Regions from separate parts of the Homo sapiens genome. Here region 1 is linked to region 2. Evidence: read pairs that join two places in POLR2A ChIA-PET (ENCODE). Cell type or tissue: PC-9. All regions are shown on one strand. Each heading gives the region's core, and the rest is flanking DNA. Links, peaks and the distances in the headings are about the cores only. Region 1 overlaps TRANK1 (tetratricopeptide repeat and ankyrin repeat containing 1). Region 2 has its middle 10 kb from the start of LINC02033.

Evidence for each region. ChIA-PET counts read pairs that join two places held together with the same protein. Peaks named below come from ENCODE experiments on the same cell type or tissue, not always from the same donor. Only the 100,000 strongest peaks of a DNase experiment are listed, where the experiment ranks them.
Region 1: POLR2A ChIA-PET joins it to region 2 with 5 read pairs; 3 of 35 experiments call an interaction of 5 or more read pairs at or near these places.

Annotation. Positions count from the first base shown.
Region 1 is chr3:36,930,646-36,936,028 of GRCh38, forward strand. All of the region lies in intron 1 of TRANK1 (tetratricopeptide repeat and ankyrin repeat containing 1), which reads right to left. Among named protein-coding and RNA genes, the nearest start is that of TRANK1, 12 kb to the right of the region's middle. In PC-9, for the core only: no CTCF peak of the experiment used is centred there; no DNase peak of the experiment used is centred there.
Region 2 is chr3:36,809,318-36,814,700 of GRCh38, forward strand. No RefSeq gene overlaps it. Among named protein-coding and RNA genes, the nearest start is that of LINC02033, 10 kb to the right of the region's middle. In PC-9, for the core only: no CTCF peak of the experiment used is centred there; a DNase peak (open chromatin) is centred at 3,114.

The sequences.
Region 1 (5,383 bases), core at 315-5,314, 120 kb after region 2:
GCAACATGAAGAATCTCAAAAAGTTTATGTTGAGCAAAAGAAGCCAGACAAAAGAACATAAACTGTGTGATTCCATTTACATGACATTCTATAACAGGCAAATCTAAGAAATCAGAACAGTGATTGCCAAAAAAAGAGAGGGGGACTGACTGGAAAGGGGTATCAGTGAACTTTCTGGAAGAATGGAAATGTGTATTTTGACATTGTGGTGGTGGCCACACAGGTGCATATGTTTGTTAAAACTCACTGAGCAGTAACTTAAAATCTGTGCTGTTTATTACATGCAAATATCTCATTTTTTAAAAAGCACCGAGAAAAAGAAAAGCACTAACAGAAAATATAGGTACAGATTTTAGATAATCTTCAACCACTCTAGGAAGACATTCAGCAATACCTAACAAAGTGACACATACATATGGCCTTTGAAGCAGCAACTGACTCTACTTCTGGGAATGGATCTTACAGACTGACTGCATACATTGGAAATGGCAAATGTGTAAGATTATTCACTATCATGTTGCTGTAATAATAAAAGACTAGGACCAACTTTAAGACCCATCAACAGGGGACTGATTCAATAAATTAAAGTGCAGCACCCCCCCAAAAAACAAAATATTAAGTGTTAAAAAAAAAAGAATGAAGACAGTTCTGTATATTGATCTAGGATAACCTCCAAAATATATTTGAAAAAGCAAATGCAGAACAGTGTTTATATTACATTCCCTTTTGTACAGAAAGGAAGAGAGGGGCTGAATAAGAATATCTATTAATATTTGCAACCAAGTACAGTGGCTCATGCTTGTAATCCCAGCACTCTGGGGAACCAAGGCAGGTGGATCACTTGAGCCCAGGAGTTCCAGACCAGCCTGGGCAACACAGTGAGACCTCATCTCTACAAAAAATGCAAAAATTAGCTGGGCATGGTGGCACGCACCTATAGTCCCAACTACTCAAGAGGCTGAGGCAGAAGGATCACTTGAGCCCAGGTCAAGGCTGCAGTTAGCCATGATCATGCCACTGCACTACAGGCTGGACAACACAGCAAGACCCTGTCACAAAAAGAAAGAAAGAAAGAAAGAATATACATTTGCATTTGCTTATATATGCATAAAGAAATTCTGGGCCAGGTGTGGTGGCTCACACTTGTAATCCCAGCACTCTGGGAGGCCAAGGTGGGAGGATCACTTAAGTTTAGGAGTTTGAGGTTACAGTGAGCTATGATTGCACCGCTGCACTGCAGCCTAGGTGACAGAGCAGGAAAATCTGTCTCTTAAAAAAAAATCTGGAAGGATCCCCTAGAAATAAAATTATTTACCCTTATTGGGAGGGTGGGGCAGAGAACACAGGAGAGAGACTTTTCTTCATAACCTTTTTATATATTGTTAGATTCTTGAATTACATAAATTCAAAAGAGCTTTAGTGCAGTTTTATGTAATCTTCACATTTGAGGTCATTCTAATGATACCAAAAGCAGAAATCATAAAAAAAGTAACAGACATGAATCCATGAAAATTACAAACTCCTATATATCGAAAGGCACTGAAAATACTTTAAATCAACATGGTTATGCGTAGAGATTCACTGACATACTGCCATGGCGGATAAAGCAGTACAGCATCTGTCTATAGAAATGTTAAATGCACAGCAGAGTGCAGTGGCTCACGCCTGTAATCCCAGCACTTTGGGAGGTGGAGGTGAGTGGATCACTTGAGATCAGGAGTTCGAGACCAGCCTGGCCAATGTGGTGAAACCCCGTCTCTACTAAAAATGCAAAACTAGCCAGGTGTGGTGCCTGTAATCCCAGCTACTCGGGAGCCTAAGGCAGGAGAATCGCTTGAACCTGGGAGGTGGAGGTCGCAGTGAGCCGAGATCGCACCACTGCACTCCAGCCTAGGCAACAGAGCGAAACTCCAACTCAAACAAACAAACACGCACACACAAAAAGTATGAGTTAGAGCTATCAGAGTGTCAAAATATGCAATTAAAGTGAATAAAGCAAACTGGAGAGCAATTTGGAGAGCAACTTAGAGAACGAGTTGAAGAGCTTAAGGATGTATGTGTGTGTGTACATTTCATCTATAGAGAGATTTCTGACTTAACAAACTAATAAGAGCAGTGATCTTTGGGGAGCAGATCTGGGAATGGGAAGATTGCTACTGAACTATGAGAGAGTACATTTTTCTGTTGTTTTAGGTCAGCTAATTTGTGGTAGTTTGTTTTTGCAGCCCTAAGAAACTAATACACCACCACTGAATATATTCACAGAATCATATAAATAGAAAAAATGCAATAAAGTGTGGGATATGATGAGGTTTCTCTTCAAATAGCTTGATCAATCCTTTATTCTTTAATTCATAGTACCCCCAAACCCCTTTTTCTCTTTTTTTCTTCCTTTCTGTCTTTGTTACATGTCCAGACATGCCACAGTACCAGGCGTTATCAGTACTAGCTCACATTCCTTTCCTTATTTGGAAATGCTCTCTAGCTCATTGCAGACACCCCTTCCCCTTTCCCCTCTCTCCCTTATGTGCCCACCTTATCTTTAAAAAGTTCAAATGTTTAGCCAACCGGGATTAGTTTAGAATTTACGGCCTGAACCCAGCCAATGGGGAAAGGGTACAGGCGCACTTGCTTCAGGAATAAAGGCTCTCGTGCCCCTTTGTTCAGGTGTGCTGTCATGGCGACTGGCCAAGGAGGCACCCCTCTGCGCAAAGTAAAATTGCTTTGCTAAGAATCCTCTGTTTGAGTGTTCAATCTCCTTAGGATTTTGAATGTTATTCCCAACAAAAGTGAGATGATTGGACTACAATTTCTAGAGCAAGGAACCCAAAGCTCAGAGATTAGGGGGCCTTGAGCCAGGCCACACAGCAGTGAGCACCAGAGGTGAAACCCAGGCTTATCTCCTAGCATCCACCCCAGCACCCTGGTCCACACTACCTGTCACCTGCCATTTCTGGGTGGGCAGGAAAGACAGGCCTAGATCCCAGGGCTTGCTTCTGGTTCATGATGTTTCAGGTTAATGGGATATGGGCCATGGTGATCCCTGCATGTTATTTGAGTGTAATCCCTGCAACATTTACAGAACCTTTGCTTTGTTTACCCAGTGAGGAGAAAATATTTGGTAAAAACATAGCCCTAGTATTTGTCTGTTTTTCAAAGGGGTTCCCTGAAATTACTAATCAATTAAGCAGCTACAGCTGAGAAAGTCTGTGGGACTCAAGACCTTGCCCCACTTCCCAAGCTAAGATAGGCTGTGAGGATGAGGCATGGGACAGGTCAGCACTGTGATGTCTGGAAATAGCCCCAACTCTTTCCACTGTGATTGTTCCTTTAGGAAACAGGGCACTTGCTCAGGGGCCCTAAGAAACCCTTTTCAGCTGGAGGGCAATGTCACCATGGTAGGCATGCTCTAGATGGCTGCTCAGCTCACTGCAAAGGCCTTCCAGGGGAGAGCCAAGGTACACAGAGGCAGGCCAGGGCCTTGTGTGTGCTCCATGGGCCAGACCTGCCAGGACAAGGCCCTTTCCTGGGAGTTTCTTAACTAGAACTTTGGGAAGAGTCCCCTTGTGTTGGAAACTGAGATAGGAGGCTCCAGAGGGTTGCAGCCTTACTTCCTACCCTGAGAAGAAGCCAATTTCTGGGGTAAAAGAATATAATGCCTGTGCCCAGAGAAAAGAAAGGCAGAAAGCGGGGCTCCTACAGCCCCCAAATTCCACATCCCATTGCCCTGAGGCCCAGCTGCTGCCTACCCCTTCCTTGGTTACTAAGCACCCTTCAGGAACTTTCCTCCTTCTGTCTAAATCGTTTGAGTTGTTTTTTCTCTCATTCATTAAAAACGAGGGAAGCAAGGAAAAGTGACCTGCCTGTTTCATCCTTCTCTACAGCTGCACATTAGACAAGGGTCTATAATACCAGGGGTGTCCTACCCTCACCCCGCCCTGGGTATCTCTGGTCACAGTATTCCTTCCTGTAGTACCTGACAAGGCCTCGGAATCCTTTGTGAAACATTCATTCCAGGTGGCCACAAGTTCACGCCCCAGATGAATCCTATGTGCCATTCCCAGTTTACATGACAACAAAGACTTGAGCCAAAAATCAACTTGTGCATTTAAGCACAAGCATCCAGAATGTCCTAACTAGAAAACAACAAGCCAAAGACACACAGTCAGCTGTTCTCGAGCTCATTCCCAGCTTGCCTCCCTTAGGAGGCATGCAGGCCCCAGAATAGCTATCCCTGAGTTGGGTTCACACACACCCTCCAGAGGTATCTTCCTTGCCAGGCTGGATTACTGCAAAATTGGCCTTTTCATTGCTCTCCCTGGCCCACCCTCACCCAGCTCCAGCATGGCCTCTTCACCACAATCTGTAAGACAGTCCCCAAGACCATCAGATCATGTGCTATGTGTCCAGATTAAAAAAGACCCCAAGATCACCCAGGCCCCCAACCCCATCTGCCTCCCAGCACAATTTCTATGAACATCAGCTCTTCCCCAAGGGACTTGCAGATTCTCTGGGCCTTTCTCCCTCCCTCCACTTTAACCCCCTCCAAACCTCATGGTCTCCCTGCATGCCCACCCCGGGAGGGTGAGGGGCCACAGTCACTGCTGCTGCTCTTAACACACCTCTATAAGGTCCTGTGTGTAGCTTTTATACCACTTAATCCCCTGAATTATGATTTACTCGTTCTTTTGCCATATATTTCCCACCCTGCCTCTATGTTTGGGGCACTGTGCTGGTCTCGACAGCTCTGTGCCAGACACTAATTTGTTTTACTGCTTTCCCTAGAAGATGCCTGAATTCTTTTTTTTTTTTTTTTTTTTTTGAGATGGAGTTTTGCTCTCGTTGCCCAGGCTGGAATGCAATGGCGCAATCTCAACTCACTGCAACCTCTGTCTCCCGGGTTCAAGTGATTCTCCTGTCTCAGCCTCCCGAGTAGCTGGGATTACAGGCACATGTCACCACACTCAGCTATTTTTGTATTTTTAGTAGAGATGTGGCTTCATGTTGGTCAGGCTGGTCTTGAACTCCTTACCTGAGGTGATCCGCCCATCTCGGCTTTCCAAAGGGCTGGGATTACAGGCGTGAGTCACCGCACACGGCCAAAGCCTGAATTCTTAAGGCAAAAACTAAGTCTTAGTAAGTCTTACTATTTCTGCAACCCAAGGGCTCAGCATTTGTTGCATGAATAAATGATTCTCTGGCCACTTCTTACTTATCAGAGGCAGATGATTAAGCTAGAGGACTAGAAAAGGAATAAAAGTTTGGGAGATTTAATTCAAACTAGATTATTTCACTGGTGGTATTGGATTTCTGGCCATTTCCCATAAAGCCAGGTGGTTTTGTTACTTGGGGAAAACAAAGGGAAAAGGTGTATACAAATTAA
Region 2 (5,383 bases), core at 124-5,123:
GGTGAAACCCCGACTCTACTAAAAATACAAAAATTAGCCAGGCATGGTGGCAGGCACCTGTAATCCCAGCTACTCAGGAGGCTGAGGCAGGAGAATCGCTTGAACCCAGGAGGTGGAGGTTGCAGTGAGTGGAGATCATGCCACTGCACTCCAGCCTCAGTGACAACAGTAAGACTCCATCTCAAAACAAACAAACAAACAAAAAGAATGTTGTCTTAGTACTTTCAGGCTGTTATAACAAAATGCCATAGACTGAGTGAATCATTAACAACAGAAACTTACTTCTTATAGTTTGGTAGCCTGGAAGTCAGGATGCCAGCATGGTTAGGCTCTGGTGAGGGCCTTCTTCCGGGTCGCAGAAGGCCACATTGCTCACTCTGCTCACACATGGAGGAAAGGGGATGAGAGAGCCCTGGGGTCCCTTTTATAAGAGCACTAATTCCATTCTTGAGGGCTCCACCCTTATGACCTAATCACCTCCCAAAGGCCTCGTTTCCTAATACCATCACACTGGGGGTTATGAATTTGAGGGGACACAAACATTCAGTCCATGGCAAATATATACAGTAAATAAGAAAAAAAAACAGAAACCCAAAAGAAAAATCCTCAAAGAATATGAATAGACAGCTCACTGAAAAATAAACACAAATGGATTTTAAATGTCTGAAAAAGTTATCATAAACAAACTGATAGTATAAAAAGTGAATATTAAAACTCAGATTGCTAGATATAACTACTCCATTGGCAAAGGTCAAAAAGCAAAATAACACATTGGCAAGGAAATAGGAAAATATGTTTCTCATACATTGTACAAGGTAGCAGAAATTAACCATCGGTGGATGGTAATTTGCAAAACTTATCAAAATCTCAAATGCACATGTACCTTGACCTACCAATTCTATTTCTAAGAATATATCCTGTAGATTTGCTCTCATATGTATGCAGAGATGAATGCGCAAGGTTATTAACTACATCATTATTTGTGATAGGAATTGGAAACAATGTAAATGTCTATCAACATAAGATTTGTTACATATGTTGTAAATGTAGAAAAAATGAGGTAGATCATTATATACTCATACATATAGATAAGTTATTCAGTGAAAAATTCAAAGGTAATAGTGTTGAAAGGAAAATTAGGAAGTCAGCAGTGAGAAGAGGAAAGAAGACTTAATTTACATAGTATACTCTCTGGTGTTATTTTAATATTTTACCTTATGAGCATAATTGATATGTCTATAAATAAAAAGCCAGTCAAAAATAATTAATTTTAAAATATATTATCCAAAGTATCCACTTTAAGCTCAATGAAAAATAATAAGAGGAGGTTATTTGAGAACCAATCCAAACCAAGACCAGACCAAACTCTCCAAGTGCAGTAGCTATTGGGAAATATTGTATATTTGTAGTAATGACTCCAATTTTTCAGTCCTTGTATCCATGCCCTTTGTTGTTGTCAGGTAAATTTCAGTGGTTTCTCGCTGTAGCAGGGACATAATTCTACCCCTGACATCCACGTGACTTGCTTTGGCTAATACAATAAAATGGAAGTGATGAGATGTCAGTGGTAAGATTAGGCTTTCAGAGACTGTGTGTTTCAGCTTGTTCCTCATGCTTCTGCTATCTCCATGAGAAGGACATGCCTAAGGATCCCACTTGTCCCAGGAGAAGAATAAGAGTCATGTGGACCAGATTGATTGCAGCTAAGATTGCGTATCCATTCTCAGCCTGAGCCAACCCCAACCTTGAGCAGAACCTCCAGGGGACTTACAGACACATGAGCAAGTCCAGTTAAGATCAGCCAAGTTCAACCTCATAACCTGTGAGCTTTAATAATGAATTGTTGTTTTAAATAATTGTTAATCCAGAAGTCTCACTACTGGGTATCTACCCAAAGGAAAATAAGTCATTATATGAAAGACACTTACATACATATGTTTATAACAGCACAATTCATAATTGCAAAGATGTGGAACCAACCTAAGTGCCCATCAACTAACGAGTGGATAAAGAAAATGTGGTAGATAGACACCATGGAATATTACTCAGCCTTTAAAAGGAATGAAATAATGTCTTTTGCAGCAACTTGGATGGAGCTGGAGGCCATTATTCTAAGTGTAACACAGGAGTAGAAAACCAAAAACCATATGTTCTCACTTACAAGTGGGAGCTAAGCTGTGAGTACACAAAGGCATACTGAGTGGTATAATAGACTTTAGGGACTCAGAAGGTGGAGGGTGGGAGCAGGGTTAGGGATAAAAAACTACACATTAGGTACAATGTACACTACTGGAGTGATGGGTGCACTAAAATCTCAGAATTTACCACTATATAATTCATCCGTGTAACAAAAAAAAACTTGTACCCCAAAAGCTATTGAAATAAATTTTTTTAAAAAAGGAAGAGGGAAGAGGAATTGCCCTTTGAACAACCCAGTGTCAATCAAAAAATCCCAATGTGTTCCAAGGTGTACTCTATCTCAATTCTTTGTATTCTTATAGCCTAATTAAGCACACAGATTTTCAATAAATGCTTATTAGAATAATTGGATGATTCAGAAAGTTTAGGACTACCTGGGGGATTTTGGAAAACTGACTGTGGATACATAAATGAAACTATAGATCATGTAGTGGTCTTTTCCCTGACACCTTAACTCTTGCCTGTCAATCATTTTGACTTCTGGCCAGGAAGTTGTGCAGTGCAGCGAGAAAATGCAAATGGGCAGAGAAGCAAAGGAGCCTCAGTTTCTTTCTTTGTGAAATGGATAAGAATAAAATAAAGCTCGTCTGTTATTAAAAAATAAATAAATAATTGTTAAGGTGGTTTGTTACATGACAATTGCCAGCCAACAGGGATGGTGTCAAGGTGTTTTAACCATATTACCTTGAATGGAGTGTGGTAAGGCCAGAAGCAGATTACAAGAGAGAAACAGGAAAGAATTCAACAGTTATTGTACTCACAGGTCCCTGGGAGAACACAGCACACCATGCAGGGATGCTCAGGTGAAGCTCCAGGCTGATCATGAGGCAGAGGGAGAAAGGGCACCTGTGGGCAGGTGCCTTTATTATGGTTTCTGTGGGAAGGAATGCGTGAGGCAGGGTAAGCAAGCTAGTTTGACTAGTTTAAGCCATTCCAGAATTAGCTAGTTCAAATAATTTCTGGGGCATGGGGGTTGTCCCTAGTCACCTGATACCTGGCCCTGGGGTGATTAGGGCAGGGGTAGAGCAGTCCAGGTGTATGGTAGCCCTGAGTGTGAGAGCCTAGTAGAGGAGGTAGCTGAGGATGTGGATTTAATTGGATGCTCAAGACAGAGAACTGACCAGCGTCTAGCCAGGGCCTCAACCCTGGATTAAGACAGTATTTTTAGAAAACTATAATACTCAAGTTCATAGTCCCTGTGGCCTTATGGATTTTTTTTTTTTCTCACAGAATATGTAGTAAGAAGCAGCTAGAGGCAGGCATCCTGGGGAAAAAATCAGATACAGGGTATATCAATTATTAATTATCTGGATTAAAACTCCATTGAGGGTGTTCCAGTTGCTATGGCTGCATAACAAACTACCCCAAAATACACTGGTTTATTTTGCTTACAGATCTGCCATTTGGGTAGGGCTCAGTGAGAACAGCTTGTCTCCATTCTATTTGGCATCTATGAGGGGCAGCCTAAGGGCCAGGGGCTAGAGCCATCTGAAGTCCTGATCACTCACGTGTCTAGTGGTCAAAGCTGGCTGTGAGCTGACACCTTAGCTGGGGTTGTTGACTAAAACACCTACATGCGGCCTCTCCATTTGGCTACATGGGCTTCCTTATAACATGGCAGCTGTGTTCTCCAGACCCTTGTGATAGGAAATATTGTAAATAATCTAAATATCTAACAACATGAAATTTGTTACATATGATGTGGAAGCCATATCATTTTTTATGACCTAACCTTGGAAATAATGCAGTTTTTCTTCTGCTATATTCTGTTCCTTAGGTTAGTAACAAAGCCCCACTCAGGTTCAAGGAGGGGGAAATAGACTCCATCTCTTGATGAAGAGTGTAAAAGTGCTGGGACAGCATGTGGACTAGAAATATTGCTGTGTCTGTTTTTGGAAAATACAGTCTGCCTCAGGGGATGGGGGAGCACAGTAAAAATGAGGTAGGCGGTGTCTCTGAGGTGAGAGAAGCGAGTAGGGGCATGACTAAGCTTGGCTGCGAAGAGCCTGGGAGAAGCAGGCAAGCGATGCCTGCCTGTGGTAGAGAGTGAGCTGGAGACGCTGGTAAGCAGCAAGGAGCTTTCACGGCCTGCCTGACAGTTGTCACCTTTCTTTAGTGGCATCTCTGCTGGGTGCTGCTTAGGACTAATGATGCCAGGGTGTGGTGGGAGGTTAAAAGTGTGGCTGAAGTTGCAGGAGTCAGTGGGACCTGATGCTGCATCAGGAGTGTCCTGGGCTCAGGCTTGGCTAGCAGGAGGGGCAAATCTGAAAGCTATCATGGACACAGTGGGGGCAGCAAATAAAATCCCTGTTATTTGTACAGTGCTAGGGAGGCATGGAGCAGTGTACTAGAAGCTGGTGAGGAAAAGGCAGGTTGCTTAATGTCTTTGACCTCAGTTTCCACATCTGCAAAGTGGACATTGCCTACTTTTCAGGGTTACCAGGAAGATTAAGTACAAGGATACCTGAGACATTTGATTACAAACGCCAGTTAGTGGACACTCCACATAGAGGCCATTATTGCTATGCTTGGATTCTCATGAGCCTTCTCAAAGGAAAAGGAACTAAGTGCCAATATTTTGTCCAGAAATAGACTGACTCCCAGGCGTCAACATCATCTCGCAATATTAATTCCTGGGAGCATTTACGGGGAAGGCAACAGAGTCTGATAGGGGAAATGATCCACTTCTTGATTTGAGCCTGACAGCTCAGAGCCTCCCACTCACAGCAGAGGACCTGCAGACTGGGTTTCCCAGAGAAACCAGCTACTTCTTGCTGCAAGGGAGGTGCCTCTATTTGAAGCTAAGACTGACACACAGCCCCAGATTCAGGCTGGAAAAAGGCCGGGAGCCTTGCTCTTCCCTCCTCCCCATGGGCCTCCCCCTGTTCTCTTTGCTTTCCCCAGGTCCCCTCTCAGGGCTTAGCTCAGGTGGCCTGGCCCCTCACCCATCTTGCTCTCAGGGCAGAGGAGTTGCTGAGACAGGGAACAAAGGAGGCCGCACTCAAACGCTGACAGTCTCAGATGCACCCACTCAAGTGCACACTCTTGGCCCTGATTCTGTGTTAAGCTGTGAGCCAAAAATACATCTCATCTAGACGGGAAAATGTGTCTAGAATAGCATTGTCTGTACCCACACACACACACCCTACCAGCCCCACCAAACTTTGGACTGACTGTACACTAG